2 separate regions of the Mus musculus genome follow, and region 2 is linked to region 1. The links are chromatin loops, found by intact Hi-C in ENCODE. Cell type or tissue: heart. All regions are shown on one strand. Each heading gives the region's core, and the rest is flanking DNA. Links, peaks and the distances in the headings are about the cores only. Region 1 holds the start of Sec22a (SEC22 homolog A, vesicle trafficking protein). Region 2 holds the start of Pdia5 (protein disulfide isomerase associated 5).

Region 1 (12,532 bases), core at 2,340-10,339:
GACCTCACTTTTTTTTTAACCTGGTCAATTTCTCTCTCCATAAAAAGTTAAAAGAATTAGGGAGATTGGGAACACACGTGGTCACAAAAGGGGAAGGACATAAATCTCCTGGGAGATAATGTGGACCATGAAGGCAAAAGGCAAGGCTGGGGTTCTGCTCTACTGTTCCTTGGCTTTATGACTTGATGGGACTTTCTTTCCATCAGTAAAGTGACAGTACTGGTTATGGGTATCTACCAGCATCCTTTCTTCTCTTCCCTAGGGGGAAGGCCTCTAACCCACCATGTATTATATACAGCCTTGTTTATGCCACATGTACTGGAGTGTGCCCAGGCTACCTGTGAGTGTCCCTCTTTCCTATCCACAATGAGTAGTCCTGTCAAAGTCCTGCTCCTGACATCAAGGGAGGGCAGGTACACAGCTCCACTAAGGCTTGCAGCTGCTGGTAAATGTCTCCCGATCTGTGAAGAACAGAAAATCTACAAAAGCCAAGAGATTGTACAGAAGAAAGACTGCCTACCGAGCATTTGACAAGCAAGCTTTCATGATACATTTTGCTTTTTTGTTTAACCTAATGTGAATTTTGAGCTTGCCTTTGCCCACAATAGGGAAGTACTCCACTTACTCGGCATTCAGAGCCATACAAAATTTAAAGATGTTAGGTAAAGTACCTGCTAATTGTAGGTGGTGAATAATTATGCTATTGTTCAAGCTACAACTCCTGTAGAAAGAAACTATCAGCAAAGAGTGACAGGAAAGACCTGCTAGTGACTGAAACTAACAGACAGGAGGCTTTCAACAGCATTTCCCACCGAAAGTAGTTTAGGGATAAATACAAAGAAACTGCATCTTCAAGCAGGAGAAAACCTAGGAGGCCCACAGCCTTCACTCACTTCAAATGAACTCCCAGAGAAAGAACTAAGTAATCACATTGTTCCATTAAAATTCACAGTGGGGTAGGCCTGGTCCTCAAAGGACATTTGTCTTTTCACAAGATCAATGTCTCAAAATTAAAAGAGATCTCAAATACACAATCTGATTTTTTTTTAAATTCCAAAGCCAACCACAGAGTTTTAAGGACTCAGAGGACACAATTTAATTTTCATGATTGCTTTAGCCATTTTCAAAGTAATAAGGTTATCATTAGATATTTATTACAGCATGAGGAAAGTATATTCGTTAATTTATGAAATACTAGTTCCTTTAAAATTATGTAATATCACTGTGGAATGCAAAATCACACAACTAAATCGTCTCACACTCAACACTGCACACTCTGACCAAACAACAAGACCAAGCAAGAAGGTTTTCCAAAGCTAAAAAACCCTTTTGAAGAAAACAGGCTCACTTCCATGGCTGGGAACCTGTAAATTCCTAAAATACCTGCCACAGTTAGTATCAGCTGTCAGCTTGCCTCTGCCTCCCCAGTGCTGGATTAAAGCCTGTGCCACCGCTTCTGGCTCTGACCCTGCTCCTGCTGGAGCTTCCACCCAGAATCTCCCCAGCAGTGGATGGTGATCAGCAAGTGTAAGTAAGACAACCGCTTTCCTCCCCAGGTTGTTTCTGATCGTGATGCTTATCAAAGCCACAGAAAGCCAACAGGGCGCCTCTCTCTCACACTTAGCTGTTTATCACAGCAACAGAAAGCCAAGAGGGGCAGCTCTCTCTCACACTTAGCTGCTGCTCTGACACGGGCAAGGCCAGCCACACACTGAGGAACATGCTTTACCCACAAAAAGACCCGTGGGTCATTGCAGTCAGAAAAAAACCATCATCTTCCCCATACACAGAGGGAGAAAATGAAAAGAGCTGTCTCCATTTTAAACATTACTATTCTTACATTTCCCCTTGAAGCCTCTAGTCTTTCTCTTGTCAGGTCAACTAGACTTCAGCGTGAAGTACTAAGTGACTTAGCCTACAATTATAACTTGTTACTTTGACACTCAATTTCTATACAGATTTGAAAACCATTATACTAAAAGATGAAGACTTAAAATAGGTTAGGCTGGGCTGGAGAGGCTCTATGGTTAGGAGCACGTATTAACGCAGAGGTGGCTCATTACTGCCTGAAACACCAACTCTCAAGGACTTCAAGGGGACCTGTGCTCACATGTGCACAAATCCACATGTAAACAGCCCCTACACTCCTGCACATACACATTTAATTAAAAAATAAATATATATTTAAAATAGATTAGGCAGTGGTGGGTCAATTTCCTCAATGAGTTACAACCCAATTACTGAGAGCAAATTAGAGAATTTTAATATTTAAAGAATCTTAATAAGTGGTGAAAAAGAGTAGTTGAGCAAGTTCTACATGAAGACAGTGAGCAAGCAGGTAAAAATCTGGGCTTTGAAAGAGAGATCCTTAGCATGGCCAGGACAAAGAAGGGCAGCCTAGTGGCTGTGTGCCACGATGTTGCCACTGCAGAGCCCTTGAGTTTTATTTGCCTTAGAGCAGGGAGAAAAAAGGTCATGGAAAAAAACTAAAGTCAAGTAACACAAATAAATTGCCAATTTATATTAGACTAAGTCTGTTGCCACATCCCAAAAGATTAGAAAGCAACCAACAGGACCTTTTATTAATGAGAGAAAAATACATAAAATCAGGTTCTTGTCTGGAACTACAACTAAGAAAGTTCTCTCCAACCCTTTTAAATACTTGACTACAAAAAACATGCAGAGATTTTTTTTTTAATGCCTGGTTATAAAAGTTATGTAATGTATGCATTCTTGGATCAGACTTATTCCACTTGTAACCTCTGTCATAAAACATTGTATTGCCAGGCACAGTGGGGCAAGCCTACAATTCTAGCACTCAGGAGGGGAGGCAGAGGCAGGAGAATCATCACAAATTCAAAGCCAGATAAAGGAACATAGTAAGACACTGTCTGAAAAACACAAAAACTGTGTACTAGCAAAATGGCTCAGCAGGCAAAGGCACTTGCCTCCAAGCCTGACGACCTGAATTGGATCTCTGAAACCCATGTGGTGGAAGGAGAGAGTCAATTCCCAACAGTTGTGTGGTATGTGCCATGGTGTGCAAGAGTGTGTATGCCATGTATATGAACACACCTATATGAAGTAAATATAAAAGCAATTTTAAGCCAAAATTCAACTAATCAATGAACCAACCAATCTAAAAAATAAATGTCCTATCATGCCATTTGCTTATACCAAGGAGTCTAAGAAAAGTCACACAGGCTCGCTACTGCTACCGGAGGAGGGTTAGCACAATGCTGCCCCTGTCCTGTATTACAGGGAAACTGAGTCTCCTGACTGACCTTCAACCTTGCCTCTGACACAAGGGAGCTCAGGCAGTACCTGCAGGCCTGCTCTAACACACACACACACACACACACACACACACGGGCTACATCTCCAGAAAGTGTTACCTCTGTTTTTTAATCCCCTCAATCTACTCCTTTCATCTGATTTCTTCATTTACCCTCTTGTATTATTGTATTTGAAAATTGCATCAAATCCTTTGTATAGAATAAGACAGGATTAGAAGAAATGATATAAAGTCTAAAATTCATAATTAAATAGGATTGGGACATAGTAAAAATTTGGTACATTTCTATTACTTTTAAGAAGATACAGCAAAACAAAAATTGAAAGATTTGTGTTTTAATTCCAGGTAGTTACCAATATTACCGTAGACTTCAGGCAGTCCCCAGTAACTACGGCATGTCTATAGCACTACCTTACAACAGACAGAGCTGAGAATGACAGAGGACATTACAATGCCACCACTTACAATGCTTCAACGCTTCAAGGTCTTGTCTTCACCTAAGTAGAGGCAGGCTGAGATAGCCTTTAGATTCAATCCAACCGCTACCACCAATGTGATTTTCTAGATAAGCTTCCAAAACTCCAGGTAAGTGTAATATCCCATTATTTTAGAGTTATGTGATCTAAATAATTGTGGACATTCTCTGAGGCTCTATCCTGGCCTTCTCTAAATTCAGTGAGCATTTCTGCCCTCAAAATTTGAACTGTATCTATGTAAATGGTTCCAGAATCCCCATCATCCTTCCACTAGACTGTAAAGATCACATGAAGACTGGGCACAGTAGCACATGCCTTTAATCCTAGCATAGAAAGGACGAGTCAGGGGCTAGGCGTGGTGGCGACGCCTTTAATCCCAGCACTTGGGAGGCAGAAGCAGACGGACTTCTGATTTCGAGGCCAGCCTGGTCTACAAAGTGAGTTCCAGGACAGCCAGGGCTACAACAGAGAAACCCTGTCTCAAAAAACAAACAAACAAATAAACAAAACAAACAAAAAAAGCAAAAGATAGGCCGAGTCAGGCAGACCAGGCTGGCCTACCTAATGAGTTCAATACTATCGAGGACTATACTGTGAGACCCCATCTCCCATTTAAAAAAAAAAAAATCACATGGGATTTCACTGTCCCTCCTCCTCAGCCAGCTAAGCCATCCTTCTCCAAGGACTGCTCATTTCTGAGGACACTATCATTCTGTGCTCGCTCCTTTTCTTCATCTCTAGTATTCCACCTCACAGGCTTGACCATTTCGTCCTTTGAGCCATTTTTCTGTTCGGCATTTTCTTTCTCATTTGTACATCTATTTGTTTACTTCACACTGGAGTAGCAGGTTGATAAACTTTCTGTTTTACTCTCTGTTCTATAGTCTTGGGTTTGCTTTGGTTTTGTACCTTGTTCTTTGTTTCTAGGTAGTTCTAGCTGGGACTTATAGATCCGCCCACCTCTGCTTCCTGAGTCCTGGGAGTAAGGACACACCACTCCTTACACTGCTTGATTTTTAATCAAATGGCTTTCTTCAAACCTGCAGCGGTGACCTGCAGCCTGCTGTGTACAGTAACATCCCTCCGCCTGAACTTTCAGGCAGCAGAACCTGGAGCCACACTAGTCATCACACTTGTCTCATAGCTACCTGCAAATCTTCATCCACCAGCACCAAGTCAACCTGCCATGTGGCTCTCACACTGCTTCTCCTGCCTCCCTGCCTTACTCTTAGCTGTGATGCCTAGTCCTGCCTTAGGCAACTTTTAATTCTTCAAAATATAGTGTCTGATCTTAATAATAAGGCTATGTTGCTGATAAAACCCACTTTGTTACTATCTGCTTTCCTTCTATGTTCATAATTAGCATCATGGACCCTGGGTTAACTGTTCTAATTGTTTCATATGGATGCTGTCCAAAGTGGTCTCATTTGTTTCCACAGTTTTAACAGTTTCCATTTTAACAAATCATAAACTGATTTCTAAATCTAAACCCCACAATTGTCTTCTTTGCTAAGCCTCAGGCTCATACATCCAGCTGACCATGCCCCTTGGACATCTCAGATTTAACACACCCAAACAGAAACCTTACCAGTGAAATGCAACTTAAACCTTTCTAGTCTTGCTCATTGTAGTCCCATTAGGCATGCAGTTTCTAAGGCCAAAAATCTACATGATTCTTTTCTTTTTCCTTCGCACCCTAAAGCCTCTCAGGGCCCTTTACAGGTGACAGGCCTGAAATGCAGCTTAACTCCAAATACTCTACTACCCACTCAAGCTGCACCTGTCGTCTCTACAGCGCCCCCTAGCGGTCACTCTGCTCCTGCTCAGTCGCTCTTCAAAGTGGCTTGGTCCATCCAAGCTGAGTCAAGACCAGACCATACAATTCTCCAGCCTAAAACTCCCCTGCAGCTTCCTATTGCACAAGATTAATAAAGGGGTGTACACACTCATCACAGCGTAGAGGACCCTAAATAGCCTGTCCCATTCCTACCTTCTTGACCTCAAGTTCTGCCACCTGACTGACCCCAGGTGCTTCGGCACCACTGGCTTTCCTCCTACCCTTTAAGATGGATCCAAGAGTTTCTCCAGCCTTACTCCCCATCCACAGGGTCCTTCATACAACTGTCTTCTTTTTCATTTTTAAAGGTTCGGGTCAAATATCATTCTTCCTGAAGGATGCAGTCAGCACAGGGTAAAGTCACACTCTATCCTATTGCCCAGTCTTAAAGGATAAAACTGTAGGATAAAACTGTACTTAACATTTTCCATTACAATTTGCTTGCTACAATCTTGTGCATGTGAAAACTCTACTAAATAGTTATCGAGCAATTTACAGGAAGCACTATCTGAAAAACTTATATAAAGTCTTCTAAAGCCAGAATCCAATCCAGAGACTCTGCAAAGACAAAAGGTTAATAACATCATGACTACTATTTAAGGTAAGTTCAGAACATGAATGTTGACTTCAAGTTTCTCAGAGTCACTCAAACATGAGGTTTTCTTGCAACCATTTACATTTCATGAAAATGGCAACCTACAGGCAACTGACTCTAGCGAACCAAACTGAGGTCTTACTTAATGTTATAGCGCCCCGTTTTCAGTGTACATCTATCAGGAAATTGAGCAAGTTTCCTGGACAGCATCTTAAAGTACTTTCTGCACTCCTGCATTCCTGTGCTCTGCTCATAATCAGTGGATGCAGACAGCGGTAGTCCATCCCTCACACGAATGACTGAGGCAGACAAAATCATAGACATTTCAACCCACAGAAGACCTAAAATAAAATGAGAAATCTGAATTAAATAAAAATCAAGGCCAAAACTGGTAAGCATTTATACAACTTTCACAATTAGTAATAATCAGAGTATTAAGATAACAACACAATATATTCCAAGAACCTTCCAATTAACACATTTTTTAAAAATATGTAACTTATTTTATGTGTATGAGTGTCTGTCCACATGTATGTACGCGCACCATGTGCATGCCCGGTGCTCTTGGAGAACAGAGAGGAAGAACTTGATATGTTGGAACTAGAGTTGCAGATAGTTGTGAGCAGCTATGGGGGTACTAGAGTCTTCTGCAAGAGTAACTAAAGCTCTTAACCACTGAGCCATCTCTCCCACTACCAAACAAGCTTGTAAAAACAGCATTTGCAAGCTGGGAAGATGGCTGAATGGTAACACTTGTAGGGCAAGCCATCTGATGACGGGAGTTTGGCTTTCCAGAACACAAGAAAAATTGAGACGTGGTTATATGAGGAGATATCTATAATCCAGGGCTCCTACAGGTAGATGGGAATTGGAGACACAAAGAGTTCCCAGAAGCTCTGAGGACAGATCACCTGGTATATTGCAGTGAACAAGAGACCCTGTCTCAAACAAGGTGGGAAGGCAAGAACCAATACCTTAGGTTATCCTTTGACCTGCATACCTATGCTGTGGCACACATATGCTTCACCCCTACTGGTCAGTGTTCATAGTGCTACAAGTTGCTATGCAAGTGACTGGAGAAAGGCAGCCATCCATTTCACCCAACTACGAACCCTGCAAGCTCTAATAATGACCTGCCTACAGTGCCCAGAGGTACAATATGACAGAATATTATAGGAGTTACCTATCTTTTTTTTTTAATTGAATTTAAGATCCACTTCATACACCTCATTTGAACCTTCCGGGAACCGGTAAGGTTGGGTATTTGTTTCACTTTGCTTTGGAAGAAACACAGGTTCCAAAAGCTTAAGTCATTTGTTCAACCCCTAGTAAGTAATAAGTTGTTACTAACTCTAATAACTCTATAAGACACTGCCTCTAAACATACCCAGGCTTCGTTACTACATGGAGAGGAAGGTGGCAAGTATCTCTTTGCTAGTGTCTTTTCATACACCAAACTAAAATATACTTAAACTTTACCCAGTCTCTAAAAATCAAGTACTAAACTGATGTGATCTTCTTAAGTGGAAACGGCCGATCCTTTAGTAACTTTTGGTTACGGGTGTCAGGTTCAGCTCTCAAGTCTTCCTTTACACACTAGAAGTTCTAAGTATTGTTTAAGAAACCGACTTCTCACGGTACTGGCAAACGAGTGGGTACCAGTAACATGGAATGTGATTCCGTTTTTTAAAAAAATGGTGGTTGTACTAATCCGCTGGGATTCTATCACGTGTAGCCTGGCGGGACACCCAGGCTCTGCCCAGGGTTAAGCACAGGAGGGGCGGGTTCTGAAGAGTTCCACCTGCCCCCAGGTGATGGTGATCCCGGAAGCTAAGCAGCAGGAGACTCCCCACTTGTGGAGCCAATTTCTCAGGTCTCTTTTCTGCCACAGAGAGTCGCAAAGCACCTTTAAAACAGGGCCTCACGGGATTTCCCAGAGCCAACGAGTAAGATGTCCAACTGCAACGCCCATTCAGACTTCACAAATCACAGGGTACAAGCTACCCCGCCCAAAAGAAAGTAGGAATGCCACCTCAAGCTCTCTCGGGCCACCTACCAGCCCGAGTGAGTCGGTGTGCTGCTGACATCGGGAGCCAGGGAGTCAACACTACGGCTCGCTGGCAGCCCGGGACGGCCGTCCCTCCCCGTCAGCAGCCCCTACTCCAGCCGCCCATCCTAGGACAGGCCTGCTAAACAGCAACCGCCGCCCGCGAGGCTCGCAGCCCTAGGTCGCAGGGACTCGGACCCTGCACGCCCGTCCTCCTAAGCTCTGAGGCCACCGCCACCAAGCTCCGGCTCGGACAACTACCGGTCAAGCCGAGGTGGAACTCCGAGAGAGCGGCGCGAGCAGCCGGCCAGAGCTCCGGGAGACCCAGAGGAAGCTGAAAAGAGGGGCCGGGCCATACCTGTCGCTCCGGGACCCGCGGCTCGGAGTGACGTGCCACGCAGTGCATTGTGGGGCCGGGAGTGGCCTTCCAGCGGGGATGCCCGCGTCCAACGTGGCTGGCGCCGGCGGAGCTCGCACGGGCCTATCGGACGCCGTGGGAAGCATCCAAAGACCCGCCCCTTTCCGAGGCCCGCCCTATCCCCGCCTCCTCCGGCGGAGATTGGCAGGTTTTCCTGCACCTGCGCCAGGAGATTGCCTTCTCTTCTAAGAAGAGAATTATGCTGTCCTTCGGAAATAAGGCTAATCTCCTTCACCTGCTGCTTTGTGTCGGGAAGCAGTTTGTCTCTCGTGCGCCACTCGGGACAGAGGAAAAGCTCTCTCTGGTGAACAGGGAAAGGATCTTCTTCCATCAGGCACTACACAAAGAAACTTAGCAAAACAGAGAGAAAAGCCTCAGTAGCTCCTCCCAGCCTTCACGAGGTTAAGTATTATTAAACAAGGATATGCTGAATGTCAATTAAATGGTCGGCAGCATCTTAAGCATGTTTTACAGGAATGTCCACAGCACTCCTTTTAAGGTGTAATAGGAATAAAAGGCATTAAGGTAAATTGTTACAGAAATGTACATTTGACTGGTACTGTGAAGAAAAACTAATAGGTACATTGATGAATGAGTTGTGGACTGTCGGGGAAGAGCTCCATGATTACGTACCTTTTAAGGTCAAGGTATATTAAGGGACCCTTAAAAATGTTCTAGACCCTGGAAACATGATTTGTGAGCATTTAACTGTACTAGGAAGTCGTGATGGTTGGTTTCTGTCAACTCGACAGAAACCTTCACATAGCTAGAAGAAGGAATCTTGATAAACCCTCTGTAAAATTAGCCTAGTGGGCAAGTGTGTAGGATATTGCCTTGATTGACGATGATACAGGAGAGCCCCGCCCAATGTGGGCGGTCTTCACCCCAGTGCAGGTAGTTCTATGTTGTACCAGAAAGTAGGCTGAGCAAGCAATGGGGAGCAAGCTAGTAAGCAGCACTCCTCCATGACTTCTGCCTCACTTCCTGTCCAGATCCCTGCCTTGAGCTCCTGCCCTCACTTCTTTTCGTAGATGAAATAAATCCTTTCCACACCCAGTTGCCTTTGGTCACTATGGTTAATTTCATCAATAAAAAGCCTAAAGCAGAAAGTATGTAGGGGCAAGAAGTTTAGGCTGAGATGAGGCAAGGTCTAACTCTCTTTGGCTACTTTATACAGTTCAGACTTCAGCAACACACCCTAAGATCAATTCACAGAGCTAATAAAGATTCTTAAGTAGGATCTGATTTACATATTTTAAAGCTCATTTTGCTGTTTATGGAGATGGATGGATAGGGAGCAAGAAGGGTTACTGATGGGCCAGTTTGGAGGCAGTTGTATTGGTCAAGGCCACAAATGATGGTGGCTTAAACAAAGATAATGGCAGTAGAGGCAGAAAGAGATGGACAATTTCAAGATATTAATAAATCATAGGTGGAGTTCATGGGTCTTAATGGACTGATTTTCTGGAGCAGGTCAAAATAAAGGAGACTATTAAACATGGTGCCTTAGGTAACTAGATGGGTTAAGAAGCCATTAGGATTCTCAAAGTGTAGCAAACATGTGGGCTATGTTAAATTTGAAGACCTATAAATGGGAATGTCAAGAGGCAGTTGGGGATAAGTATGCCTAGGGCTCAGAGGGGAGATCTGAACTAATTATGTATTTGGTAATTCTTAGTATGACTTAACAGGGCATTCCACTCTGAGATAAAGTTCCAGCAGAAATGTATTCATGTGTATTAAAATGTCTATAGAATGAGTAGGTGGTGGACTAGTCACACAGTCTAAGGAAAAAGAACGACAATCAACAACTGTATACAAATCACCACAAGACTAAAATAAGCCAGACACAAAAACACATGTTACATGACTCCACTAACGTGCTATTCAAAAACCACCACATTGGCATTGAAGGCAGGAAGTTGCTTCCTAGCATGACCAAAAGGAAAGAAAACCAAGTCTGAGGAACAAGCACTTGCAGGCATTTTCCAACCTGGCAGTCACTTTATGGTCATAGAAAGAAGAAGCCAACAGAGCGAACCCCCAGATTTTCCAAGATCGCTCTCTGGGAATAATATTGGAAGCACGGGCTAGAAGAAAGCCAAGCAGACGTTCAACCTCATGGTAAGGAGGAGACGAGCAAGAGCTCTAATCTGAGAGCAGAGGAAGAGCTCCAGGAGAATACATGAAGGTCCTTGGCAAATAGCAGCTACTGGGAAAGTTAAGTGGGAACAATTACTAGAGTTTCCAAGCAGTTTGGAAACATTCAGGTTCTAAGTAATTAGTCCAGGAAAGAAAGAAAAAAACCTCATTAGAAACATAAAGCATTCAGTAGAGAGGCCCCTAGACAAGCAACACGTTGGAGATAATATTTAATTACCACAAACAATATTGAAAAGCTGCTCTTCACATCCACTTTACACTTTAAATCACCTCTAGTTTACTTATAATAGCTTATACAGAAAGGCCACATAACTACTAAAACTTATTGTTTAGAGAATGAAATCTATACTTGCTCAGTATGATGAAATTTCCCCATAAATATCTTAAATGTGTTGGTTAAATCCGTGGCCACAGGGCCCACAACTATGGATATTGGATTGTTATAAAGTTCTTATGACACACATAAAGTGAAATAATATTATTTGAATATAGTACAAGGAACATAGAGACACCCAAAAGTTTATTGGTTGTTAAGAATGCAGTTCCAGGGGATAAAGAGAGAGTTTAGAGGTTATGAGTGCTTATTGCTCTCGAATAGGACCCAAGGTCAGTTCCCAACCACAGGACAGTGAACAAACACCTGTAACTCCAGTCCTGGAGGCTCTGATAGCCTTTTCTGACAGTGCATGAACGTCATGCACAAACATGCACACAGACAAAACCTGCATACACATTAAATAAAAGAAATCTTTGTTTTAATGAAGTACCATAAATAACTCAAAAGAAGAGAAGGATGTTGGTCATGCTTGTAATCCCAGGGAGGCTGAGCAGGAAGGCTGTCATAAATTCAAAGCCAGCCTGGGCTCTACAGTGAGTTCTAGACCCTAAGTCACACAGTGCAATCCTGTCCCCTTCCTACCAAAAATGAAATAAGGAAAACTGGAACAAAACCCAATTTGGATGGATATCAATATGTTATACTCAGTCTCAGCCACAGGGACAGTTTAAATGAAATGTAAGTGCTCTCAACACCTCAAGTAAAAGGCAAATATTAGTACATTGGATTTTTTTTAAAGGCATAACCCAACCTATGCTCTCTACAACTTGTCTGCTTTAACAATGAATGCACGGCTATGTTAACAATGATAATTTTCTTTTAAAAGAGGAAAAACCCAACAACTAAATAAAATAAGATGAAAATAGTCATGTTCCTATCAAAGTAAACATGAGAGCTGGGAATGTCCTCAAGGTTGAAGAGTGATGGTTTGTAACGACATCAGAAAGAAAAGTACATAGAGCAGACACCGGTAAACTGAGAGGAGAAACAGATACAGCCATGAATATCAATGGGGAGCTCAGAATACTTCCTTCTCTAGTGAGGGAGGAAGTCAATGAAAGTAGGTAAGGACGTAGAAGATGAGCAGTTTGCCATGGCGGCACTCCAGAGCACTTCACTAGACAGCGGTGGAACTCACATCCTTTTCAAGTGCACATAGAATCTTCACCCAGGGAAAGCACATTCTGGACCACAAAAGTAATTATAAGAAACATCCGTGAAAGGCATCCTTTGATGGGAGTTTGGGATAACACTAAGATATGCATTTCAATTGGAGTGTGTGTGTGTGTGAGAGAGAGAGAGAGACAGAGACAGAGACAGACAGAGAGAGACACAGAGAGAAAGACAGTGGAGTGGAAAGCATA
Region 2 (12,532 bases), core at 1,786-9,785, 130 kb after region 1:
CTCCACCCCTGCTCCAGAGAGCTATAATGAGCCAAAAACTGCACACCCAACTGGGGTCTCTGTGTGATCCGAGGAACAGAAAGATGTAAAAAGGCCATTCATGCCATCTGAGGATCATTAGCCCCCCAGTGCACGACAGCACAGCTAATAGCTGAGAAGCAGTGCTAGGAGACAGGCGTGTTATGTAGGGTGGCCAAAGGGGATGCAAAGTGGAGCTCCTGGGAGAGGAGGAAGCCAGCTGGTACCTAGTCGGTTGCTCCTCCCATGCTACAGGGCAAGTGACACTGCTATACCAGAAAAACAAGGCCAAAAACAAGGCTGCTTAAACGTTCAGTGCAGCCACTGCGCCTTCATATCCTGAGCCACACACTCTCTAAGGTCACAGCCTGACTCACCACACTAGCACAGGCCCTAACGCCACACTGAAGTGGGACACACTGACCAACGGGCCAACTCTCAGTCCCTCAACAAACATATAAGAGTTGTCACAGTTCCGGCCACCAGAACAAACAGCAGGCTGCAAAATGGGACAGACAGACAGCCCACCAAGCAAGGTGGACAAAACACTGGTACTCCTTCTGTCCCCACATGGGTCTAGTATACAGCAGTGGGAAGTTAGAGCAGTTGACACAGTGTAAAAGACCATAAGCTATCCACACATCTGTTTCTAACCTACGGCATGTAGTTTCAAAACTAACCACACAGAAAAGCCACACAGAACAAAACCACAATGGTGGGGTGAAAGCCTCTAGGGAGTAATGTGGTCTGATAGGTGTGTCTCTGCCCTGAGAGAGGATCACTTTCAGAAGGAAGGGGAAGAACCAAGACCTAACTCCTCAGCCTCTTTGTATGTACCAAGTAATCCCCAGGTGTCTCCACACAAGTCCAGCAAAAGAAGAAGGGGAACGAGAGTCGGCACCAAGGGGGCCTGAAGGAGATCCCCAGCAGCATGCACCCCAACCTGGCACCCATATCACATGGCCCCTTGCTCACACCTGCCAGACTGGCCCTTCGATGCACATGACCAATGTCCTATGCCTAGTATTCAACAGCTTGCAGTGATGCCAAGGCTCCTGCTGATACCAAGCACTGTGCTGCCTGCTTCTTGCATTGTTTCTAATCCTTTCCACCCAGGAAAATGGATATTATTACCACCATTTACAAATAAGTGAAGCAGAGCCCAAGGCCACTCGGCTTACGGAGCATCAGCTGGCTGAAAGCCCGCTTTCTTTCCAACACATCACACTTGACTCTTAACAGATAACAAGGAGGAAAGCAAGAAGCATTCTGGGCAAAGTAGCTCAGCCTCTCCCGTCAATCCATGTTCCATGTCCTGTGGTGTTATTAAAAGGACCGCTTTCATCTGTCTCCCCATGGCCTACAGAGCCCAGTCCCGAACCTTGGCAGACATTTGGGGTTCTTGACGGACTCGCTTCCCCAGTCTTAGCCCCACCATCACACTCTGGCCCCCCTTCCCACTAGCCAGACCTCTCGCTATCTTGGAGGCTTCCTTCTCTGTCTGCAACACCCACTCTTTCCACCAAATGCTATCCCGTCACCCATATGCCAGGGACTAGGCTAAGTGCCCACCACACAACAGCCAGGCAGAGATCCCAACAGTCACAGAGCCTGAAACAGAACCCCCTAGTGAGACCAGCTCTTTTCCTGGAGCTTTTCTCTGATCACGCAGCACACACCCACTGCCCCTGGCCTGCATCCTCAGCCGTCAGCACTTGGCATCCATATGGAGTTCAGCCATAGCTCCACCTCTGTACCCCGCGCAGCTGTTTTAAGACTTCCTCCATAATGTGTTTATTTCTGTGGGAAAAGTGCACTCCAGGCTGCAAGCAGCACTATCAATGGCAATTAGGTCCCCGGGCCAGCCCACAACGGCCTATTAAATATATAATGGTGCCAGAGAAGAAAACCTGCCTGAGTACACCTTAAAAGCTCTGCAGAAGAGGCCGCAGGACGAACATGCCTTCTGAGCCTGCACCCACTGTCCCCTGGGCTCGGAGCTTCCAGCCACCACAGGGCAAAGGCACCGGAAGCAAGGTGGAGAGGGAGGAATAGGAAGAACTCAATGTATAATTCAGCAGGCCTGGCTCTTCTCTTGGTCCTGTGAGAACTGAGGGGGATAAGATGCTGGTCTAGCATGCAAGGGGCTCAAGGTTCAAACCCCAGCCCTGCAAAATAAAGAGGGTCAAGTAAGACCACTTCTCAGATGTCACAATCGCATGGACTGTATTTTTAAAATATATTTGTAAATATATGTATTGTCTATTTTTAAACAAATTTTGTAAAGAGTGGACTTTTTTATATGAAATTGCAATATGCTACCATTAAGTTCAGTTTAAACACACACACACTAAACATCCCATCCAAAATATAGTCATGAAAAAACTATATGAGTGTTGCTGGGAGTGAACCCAGGGTCTCCTACATTCTAACTAAGTATTCTACCACTGAGCCACAGCCAAAGCCCTAAGCAAGTTTTTCTTTTTTTCTCTTTTTATTAAAAAAAATTTTTTTTTCAAAATAAGGGTTTCTTTGTATAGATAGCCCTGGCTACCCTGGAACTCACTCTGTAGACCAGGCTGGCCCCAAACTCAGAGATCCACTGTCTCAAATCAAAGGTGTGTACCACATGCCGGACTCCCAGGCAAGTATTTAATCCAGAATATTTGAATTTATATTTTTAAAAACATCCATTCACTATTGGGGTTTTTTGTTTTTATTTTTGTTTTTTGCAATTTGTCCGTATACTACTGAAAATTCTACCATAGTCCAGCAGAGTCCTTGGCCAGACATTTGGGAACCACTGAACATGGAGATGGCTACTGAGCCCTGACAAGACAATTCTCTGTCCTGTGACTGCACAGACACTATAACAAAGCATTCATGGCTCTTGTGGAGAGTCAGGCCTGGCAGGAAACATCAATCAGACAGCAGGAAAACAGGCTCTCGGGTCAAAGGTCCTGGTCTCTCTAGTCTGGGTGCTTCTGGGGCTAAAGTCCCAGATGCCACTGCGGATTTTTCTAGAAGATGGAAAAAGGCTGTCGAGAAAGCCTTTATTCATTTTTTTTTTCTGATTATAAGCTTATATAGAATTCTTAGAAAATATTTTTTAAAATTAAGCAACAAAGTAAGCGAAAGTCACCCGCCACTCTCTACCTTCTAGAACCATCAGTATTTTCAAACATCCTGCTAGTTCTTCACACTCAACTTCATCTACCCTGGAGTCTGGTGGTGAATCTTGGTTTTTATACCTGAGCATCTTCCCGAATTAGAGGGTCTTCATCCACACCTTGGCATAGCTGAACAACGTGCGTTAACTATACTGAGAGTTTTCTTTACAACCACTGACTGGATGTTGGACCTACTAATGGTTTGGTGTACCCTAAAATTCATGTTGAAATCCTAGCACCCCCCCCCAACACACACACACACTGTGGTAGGCATGAAGAGGTGGAGCCTTGGGAAGGTAATCAAGGCTTCAGGGTAAAATCTGCATGAATAGGGTTAGTGCTTTAAAAAAGGACCCAGAAAGTGCTCAGCTCTCTCTGCCCCACAAGGATACATGAAATCAACAGTCAGCAGCCTGGAAGAGGATCCGCCTTAAACCTGACTGAGCTAGCACCCTGATGACATCAGTCACTCAGCATGAGAAACAGTGACAAGCAAACTTGTCACTATAAGGACCCAGTCTACAGTGTATTTGTTATAGATGCCCAAACTAACAAAGAAACATTACTTTCCAAAGTCTGAAAGAGGCCAAAGGGTATTGTACCGTGCCACAATTATTAATTAAATCACTCCCGTATTTTTGCTTTTATAATAGATGCGGTACTCACACAGCCCTGTACACGAATCTCTGTCAATCCTTTTCCACCCGTTCCCCTTATTTGAGGAAGGGTGGCTCCAAAAGCCACAGTGGATGCCTGAAACTACAGGTCGTACAGAACATAGAGGCTTTTCCTCTCATACATACATACATACATACCTGTGAACAAGTTTAATTTATAAACTAGGCAGAGATTTAAAATAAGTAATAATACAGTATTATGACTGAATTAAAATAATGAAATACATCTGTTATTACTATGCTGGTGATAAAAGTAAATGTGGTCTCTCAAAATATCGTCTTGTAAAATGCTCACTTTTTTTTTTTTTAAGTCATGGTAGCTGGCCTGAAATCCTGAGGATGCCCTTGGCTCTCTGACCCAATCGCCTGGCTTTATACCATACCCAATTTACGTGGTGCTGGGATCCAACCCAGGGCCTCATATAGACAAGGCAAGTGCGGTATCATCCAAGCTAGGTCATCAGACCCCACCTTTCTTCTTACTGACCACAGATGACTTCCAACTTGACAGTGAGACCACATACAGGGGATACTGAATTGTTTTCCTTTTCTTTTGTACAGTATTAAGAACTGAATCTAGCGCATGCTAGGCTGGCCCTCTGCCCCCCAGACTGCCCTTAAACTTACTCTTGTAGTCCAAACAGGACTTTCCATCCTCCTGCCTCAACCTCCTAAGTAGCTGGGATTCCAAAGCCATGCCATCAGACCCAGTTAAATCCATTTTCATAAAACCCTGGGCCACGCCCAGTGGCCTTCAGTCAATACAGAGCGAACAAAGAAGTCAAACTGCTCCCAGGGATGTAGGAAGCCCTTATCAAATCCACATAGCTTTTAAATGCACAGAGGCCCAACCCGCAGTCACTTGCTGCGGATTCCAGGCTCTCATCCCTCTACCTTGTATTTGCGGAGCTAACTCTAGGCTCAGGAACGTCCAGCTGCCAGGTGCTTTGGGCAAACCTCAAAGTTCTTCCTCATTGCCTGAGGGGAAGGTACATACAGACCTCCGAAATACCCACAACACATTAATTCCTGGACTCTGCTCCACCCACCTCAATAAGGCCCCAGGGGCTCTCCCTTGGCAGACTCTCCCTCTCAGAGATGTGACCTCTCCCTGTGGGGACTCTCCACCTCAGATAATGTATGGCTCTCCTGTGGCAGGCTGGCAGCAGTTAGGGTATTAGCTCTTGTCCTTCGAACAGTATTTGCTCACAGGATTGACTGCTGTTCAGCCGAGGGCAACACCTGAAGGCAGGCGCAGAGTGTAGTTTGCTCCCCACCCAAAATTCAACCCGGTGGCAAACAATGTGGTTGATAAATGTTTACAGAGTAAAAGGTCAGTCCCCTGGGCTCTTGTTTTTACTGAAGGGAGGGAAAAAGGAAGAAAGCAAAACCCTCCTCCCTCAGAGTTCAAGGACTGACATCCTGATGGGAGTCAGCCCAACTGGCTCCAGGAAACTTATGTCAAACATCATGGCACACCACCAGCACCCCAAAGCTTCGCGGTAACCTACTAGATCTCTCCTAGACGGAGGATGCAGAACTGGGAACAGGGAGCTTCCTTTGACACCTTCTTCCACATAACAGAAAACTCGATGTCACTCCTTTAACTGGTGATCCCAAAGGACAGGGCACTGCGGAGTTCAAGCGTTTAGATCTAATCACCCCTCCCTTTCCACCACACCCCCCCCCATCTGCCCAGCATCCTTGCCACACCCAAAGGGAAAACAGTGGAGTGGTAGGGGCAAGTAAGTCTTCCGAACTTGGTGATAGTGGCGGTGGCCATAAGGAGATGGACCCAACACAAGGGAGACAAGAAGTTACGAGAGAGATGTGGAAGAAGGCAACTACATCCTGTCACACACCCACAACCACACCTCAGCCCCAGGGGCAAACCCGTCCCCAGTCCCCACTTCTTCTCGGGGGATGCTTGTTCGGGAAAGTCCTCCCATCCCCACATAGTCTGCACCACGGTTCACCCCTCCTCCACTTCTGTATCACTCCGGTATCATTTTGCAGTCTCCGGAGCTGGTTCCACCGACTCCTCAGCCGACCCGTCTGACAACCTCCTTAGCGGGTATCTTTACGGTTTCCCATCTCATAGAAGGAACGCAGACACGTTTACAGATCCAGGGCGCCACACACACAGCTCGAAAGTGGCCGGGGCTGGAGCCGGCATCACCGTGGGAGCAGAACTCTTGGAGGTGGTGACCCCACCCAACCCGTCACGCGCCCTTTCTCCGGGGGTCCAACCCACGAGCAAGTGTTCCTGCTGCGCAAGTGGAAGGCAGCCTCCACCCCACACTCACACAGGTGCAAGCACCGCCCGGGGAGTCCTGCTTAGGCTAAGGACATCCCAGACCTGCGTCCCCGCAAAGTTGTGCGGGAGCGCGAACCCGGAGAGAGGGATCACCCGGCCCGGCCCCAGTGGAGAGCAGAGGACCAAAGACCCTATTGCCACCCGGCGAGCACGCCCCCAACCAACCCGGACCGCGCGCTCCCACGGCCATGCGGGACGCACGTGTCGCCGGCCCACAGCCTCACCCCAATCGCCAGTAGCAGCCCCCACGCCCGCGCCATCCCCGCCGCCTCCTGCCGTCTGCACCCGGCTCCCGCGCACGCCTGCCAGCTCCACCTCGGCCAACAGCTACGGCCACTTCACAGCCGCTCCCCGCCTCCGAGTTCCCGGTGCCACGTCTGCCAAAGCATGCGCACCAGGCTAGGAGAGGCGGCCCGGGAAGGAGCCTGCCGGGAGTTGTAGTTCACGAGAAGCTCGGGATGCCTCTGCCTCGGACTTTGCCTGAGGACGCAGAGTAGCAGCTGTGAGGATGGGGGGCAGGGAGGCTGGGGAGTAGGGACAGTTGTTCACTAAGGAGCCTTGCTCTGTGCCCGCAGAATCAGAACCAACAACTCACTCTGCCCCCAGAAGTTAGTTTCCCCACCCCGAGGATTAGCAGGCAACCCAGAGAATTCCAGTCATTTGACTGTAGGTACTAATTGTAAAGTCTATGATGGCCTGTGGAGGATGGAAAATGCCATCTGCTCCCGAGGCTTTTTTTTTCCCCTTGACAAAACATTATTGAGGTGTCGGGAAAACAATTTAGAGAGCCCAAAAAATATTAAGTATAGATCACCACACTATCCCCTTACTCCTTAACCATATACTCAAAAGAATCGAAAAGTGTGTTCAAGTAGTACTAGCACACCAATGTTCCTAGCAGCGCTGTTTATGATAGTCAAAGAAGAAAGAAAGGAAGAAAGAAAGAAAGAAAGAAAGAAAGAAAGAAAGAGTGAGTCTAAATATCCTCAAAAGACAAATACAGAAAATGTGATATACACCGGTACAACGGAATACTATTCATCCAATAAAAAGAAATTCACACAACCATGTTAACAAATATCAAAAATATATGATGCTGATTCTTAAAAAGCCAAATGCAAAATGTTGTATATTGTATGATTGCATTTATATAAAATATACAAAAATTGGAAAAAATGGTTTTGGTTTTGTTTTTTTTTTTTTGGTTTGTTTGTTTGCATTTTGTGTAAACAGATTACTCTGACCTGGGGAATGGAGGAAAGGAATTTCAGTTCAGAAATCCATTGATGAGGATGAAAATCTTTCAGAGCTAGATAAAAGGGGAAGCAGCACAGCATTATGAATGTATTAAATGCCACCAAACTGTATCATTTAAATAGTTAATTGATGTTAAATGAATGCTAATTACCTGAACAAAAAATGTAAAATGGGAGCTGGACAATGGGTACATTATTTAGGAGCACTTGCTGCTGTTGGCTCCCACATAGCAACTAACAACCATCCTGTAACCCCAATTCCAGGGTATCTGATCTCCAAGGGCACAAGATATGATTGTGGTACTCCTACATATGGGTAGGGTGGTGCACGCCTTTAATCCCAGCACTCGGGAGGTAGAGGCAGGCGGATTTCTGAGTTCGAGACCAGCCTGGTCTATAAAGTGAGTTCCAGGACAGCCAGGGCTATACAGAGAAACCCTGACTCGAAAAACCCAAAAAACAAACAAACAAAAACCAACAACAAAAAAAAAAAAAAAAAACACCCATAGACATAAGACAGGTCTTTTATGTACAACAAAACAAAAAATCCTCTTTTGAATCCTCTTTGTCACGCGCACCATCAGCTTGTCACTTCATTTAGGAATGTTTGTTGGACAACTACTCCGTCATAAGGATGCAAATGGAGAATAATAAAATGGACAGAGGAAGTGCACATTGAGGAGTTGGGAGATATTCCCTGAATAAACGTTGCCAGCTGTCTAAAGCCTCTCTCATCCCCCAGTTTCCAGGTGTCTACTCCTTACCTTTAGTGCATACCCATTGTTAGTCTTTAGCTGTCTTGCCTTCCAGAAACACTGTGTGTAAACAAACACACAAGCCTACATCACTTTGTGTCAGGAGTGCTCACAGCATCACAGTAGCAACCATCACATTGTACATGGGAGCTAACTGCCACATTGTAGCAACCATCTCATTGTTTCATCAATGTTATTCAGGAAATTGTTGCATGTGCTGCTTTGGGGTAAGTCCCCAGAGATAGGGCTGTGTCCTAAGTCACTTGCTTTTATTGATTATGAAGATGACTTGGGTAATTAGCCCAACAGAGAGTTGCATCTTAAGTAGAGACTGCTGATGTAGTCCTTAGGCCAGCTGAAATGGAACTTGTGGAGGTGGAAGACTATGCAGAATAACCTGACCCAGGAACAATTGCTGCTCCTGACCTGCAGGCTCCAAGTTCCGTCTCTCGGTCAGGCTAAAGTCTCAAGGCCATACACACCTAGCTGTCATTCTTGGCTCACCCCTTCTCAAGAGACCCATCTAAGTCCTTACTGTGTTCTGTTAATTCTACTTCCAAAATACAGGCATTCTGTCACACCTGCTGTCACTAGTGTGCCCCACTTGGTGAAGGTAACAGCAGTCTCTGTGCCTGCTATTCCTAATGATCCATACGGTATTGTCACTTAGGTCTTGCTGGTCATGTCCCCAAAGCCTTCCAATGGTTCCCTGTTTCCCTTAGACCAGAGGTTCTCAACCTTCCTAATGCTGTTTAATACAGTGCCTCATGCCCTTTAATACAGTACCTCATGTTATAGTGACGCCCCAACCATAAAGTTATCTTCATTGTTACTTCATAACTGTAATTTTTGCTACTGTTATGAATCGTAATGTTAATAGCCAATATGAGGGATATCTGATATGTGAACTCTGTGAAAGGTTGTCCAACCCCTAAAGGGGTCTCTACCCACAGGTTGAGAACCACTGCCTTGTAATAACAAACTCCTCCATGACTTGCAGCCCTGTGTCTGCCCTTTAGACCTCTCCCAGATTTTGGTCCCACTCTGGCTTGTTGAGCTGCTGTCACTCATAGCAGTATTTCCTGGGACCCATCCCAGGAGCAGCTCCTACCTCCTGTTCTTTCCAGGCCTTTGTTTGACTGGCACGTTCTAATCCTTGAGAGCTCTCCTCTGTCACTTGTCCACAGCAAACCATAAAAGGCAATTTCACCCTAACCTCCCTGAGCCTCCTAATTTCCTAGCTTTCTGTCCCTGCTTTGCCTGCACAGACCACAGTCTGCACTTTTTTGTTTTTGTTTTTGAGACAGGATTTTTCTTTACAGCCCTGGCTGTCCTGGAACTCCCTCTGTAGACCAGGCTGGCCTTGAACTCAGGAATCCGCCTACCTCTGCCTCCCAAGTGCTGGGATTAAAGGCGTGTGCCACCACTGCCTGGCCGGTCTGCATTTTTTATTCTGTTTTTATCCATGTGTTTGACACTCACAAATCCAACCAACTGTGGGTTTAAAAAATTCTGCAAAAAGATCTTTAGCCATACTGAGCCTGCATAGATTTCTTCCTTGTTATTTTCCCCTAAACATTGAAGTGGAACTTCTATTTACATAACATTTGCATTGCATTAAGTGACATAAGTAATGTAGAGATGATGTGAAGTGGACAAGGCTATGTGCAAATGTTCATCTGTTTTACACAAGGCATTCTGCCTGGAGTTCAGTGTCTATATGGATGATGGGGGTGTTCTAGGAACCAATCCCAGTGGATACCATGTTTAGTTGTATTTGTTGTCTGTTTCTTTTCCTGTTTACCATCCCACTTCCAGGGCTCCAGGCAGGACCTGAGCCATGGCTGTTTCTAGTGCAGCCTGGGAGAATGGCTCTATGAAGTCATGTTAAGAAACTTCAGAGATTTCAAACGCAGGTTGGAGGCATGGCTTCCCCAACACATTCAGCAACTTCAAGCTCACAACTCACACTCTTCTCTGGGAGTCTCTTTCCCATCTGCAAAAATGAAGCTTGTGAGAAAAGCCAAATCCTTCCCTGTGTTAGTTCTGTGTCCCTGTGACAAAATGCCTCACAGGAAGGTATTGTTTGTGTTAACTTAGTGTTTCTGGATCAGGAGAGCACAGAGAAGCACAGTTCTCACCATGTTGACCAGAAAGCAGACCCTGAGCTGTCCGTGCTAGCTTCTTTTCCCTCCTTATTCAATCTGGGTCCTCAGTCTATGGAACTGTGAGGCCTACATTCAAGGTGGGTCTCTCCCTAGATCCCCTTACTTAATGATTTCTGGAAACATCGCCACAGACATGCCTACTCTGATGCTGAGGAGAAAACAGGCAGACCCTAGAGAATACTCCCTGTGGGCTTCTGTTAACCTCAAGTTTAACAGACAAGGGTGGTCTGTGATGGTAGGGAAAAAATCAGGTTGGGAGGAATACATGGGGACTCCCAGGAGCAGAAGGAAGCACTGTGGGAGCGGGAGATATCATGATTAAATGATGGTTGCTAGATGACTTATATATATTAAATGACATAAAAAGTCATGTATTAATTGAGCTGAATTGCCTAGGTTGTTACAGTAACATTTGAACAATGGACTTTTAAAAGGTCTAAACAATGAAAGGTTTAGTGGATCTTCTAATCACTAGGACTCCTTGGAGCTACTTCTAAGACTGTGATAATTCAATTATCACAACTAGGAAAGGGGAGGAATAAAGAGGAAAGAAGAGGGAGGGAATGTGAGAGAGAAGGAGTGTTGTATAATGTTTTCCTCTGAACTGAAGCTTGTCATCCTGAAAGAAAAGCTCACCAAGACTCAGAAAGTTCTAAAAGGGGGCCTTTTAGGATTCAGGAAGTAAACTCAGAAGTATGAGTAAATCCCTAAAACTTAACAGTTTTACAAGCGCCCTCTTTCCACCAAGGTTACAAAAGCAGTAAAGACAGCAGAGGAGACTCCAGCTTGTAGAGCTTCCTGTACGTTGTACAGAGAGCTCTAGGGTTCCAACCTTCATAAATCACCTCCCACACTGGGGTAGGCTACAGGCATAATATTATTGTGCATTATTTAAGGATTATTCAAGTGATGACTTCTGTGCCCCCATATCTGGTTATAATCCTTATTCTAAGAATCTCTTGCCTCAGTGTTGTATAAACATTGCTCTCCAATTCTTCTCTAATTGGTCAATAAAAAAAAAAATTATCAGCCAGTGACTGAGCAGAGGAGAGAATGGGGCTGAACTTCCTCCCAGCTAGGGGAGGGAAAGGAGAGAAAGTAAGTGGAAAATTCCAGACAAGAAGAGAGTCTAACAGACACCATGAGAAAACACCTGGAGTAGAGAGAACCGGATCAGTAAAATGCAAGTATCTTGAGGATTTTGGCTGGGAGGTAACCAGATTAGTTTAGAGGATTAAAATATATTAATACTGTACAGTTGTTGTACCTTAAAGCTGGTTAAATAAATATAATGGTTCTGTCTCAATTGTTTGGGAGCTAACTGGGATGAGAGAAACACTGCAGCTCTTATAAAAATGTACTAAGAGTGGGGCTTTCGGTAACATGCAGCTGCCTGTTACTGACTCCCTTATTCCTGTAACCCCAATATACTCATTGGTTCACCAAGCTAAACTTTGGCTGTATTGATACTTTAGTTTATTGTCGATTATCTATCTGTAGTGAGTACACATTAGTCCATGTCTCCCCTGGGATAATGTCACACAATAGGGAGAGGGGATAAGAGGGAAGGGAGAGAGGAAGGGAGGGAGAGAAAGAGGGGAGGGAGGGAGGGAGGGAGAGAATAAAGAAATACAGGCAGCCCAGGACCTGAGAGCTGAGAGCCAGGTAACCAGAGGGCAAGGGACTGAGGAAAAAAAGAATAAAAATCTCCAAGAAAACAGACCATTTCATTCTGCAATTGAAACAAGCTAAAATGGGATTTATGTCTCTTCCGGGAATGTTTAGCAATTCTAAGCTTCACTCTCCTTGAAATGTTAGGAGAAGAGCTCAGGGCAAGCGCATCCCTCCTCCATTAGGGCCTGCAATGGGAACCATCCATTTTCCAGCACCAGCCCCTTGAGTCTCAGTTAGAGAAGCGCCTGTCCTGTACTCTATTGTGAATTTGACCGCACCTTCCATTCACGCAGTCAACCCTTTCCATCATTTAGGCTGGGATGAAGACCAACACAGTGATCATTTTGTGACAATTAGCACAATGGGGATTGACTCACAACAAAAAAGAAGGTGGGGAGGGGATGGGCAGGAGAGATGCTGGTGAGACACAAAAGAAGGTGTTCTGTTCGCAGCCATGTATATAAGGCACATGAGTGGAAAGGAGCAGTCCTTTAGGG

What was found. Hi-C counts contacts between places; a loop is a spot of excess contacts. Peaks named below come from ENCODE experiments on the same cell type or tissue, not always from the same donor. Only the 100,000 strongest peaks of a DNase experiment are listed, where the experiment ranks them.
Region 2: it touches region 1 in a loop (2.2-fold over the local background); 4 of 42 quality-filtered maps call a loop at or near these places.

What each region holds. Positions count from the first base shown.
Region 1 is chr16:35,355,216-35,367,747 of GRCm38, forward strand. Sec22a (SEC22 homolog A, vesicle trafficking protein) reads right to left here and starts at 8,703. Exons shown (of 7, transcript NM_133704.4): 1 at 8,609-8,703; 2 at 6,346-6,544. The coding sequence starts at 6,527. In heart, for the core only: CTCF peaks have their summits at 5,580 (motif pointing left), 7,229 and 7,428; a DNase peak (open chromatin) is centred at 8,676; H3K4me3 peaks cover 1,700 bases; H3K27ac peaks cover 1,363 bases.
Region 2 is chr16:35,484,323-35,496,854 of GRCm38, forward strand. It overlaps Pdia5 (protein disulfide isomerase associated 5), which reads right to left and starts at 6,551. Exons shown (of 17, transcript NM_028295.1): 1 at 6,407-6,551. The coding sequence starts at 6,442. In heart, for the core only: no CTCF peak of the experiment used is centred there; DNase peaks (open chromatin) are centred at 5,659 and 6,539; H3K4me3 peaks cover 2,131 bases; H3K27ac peaks cover 2,047 bases.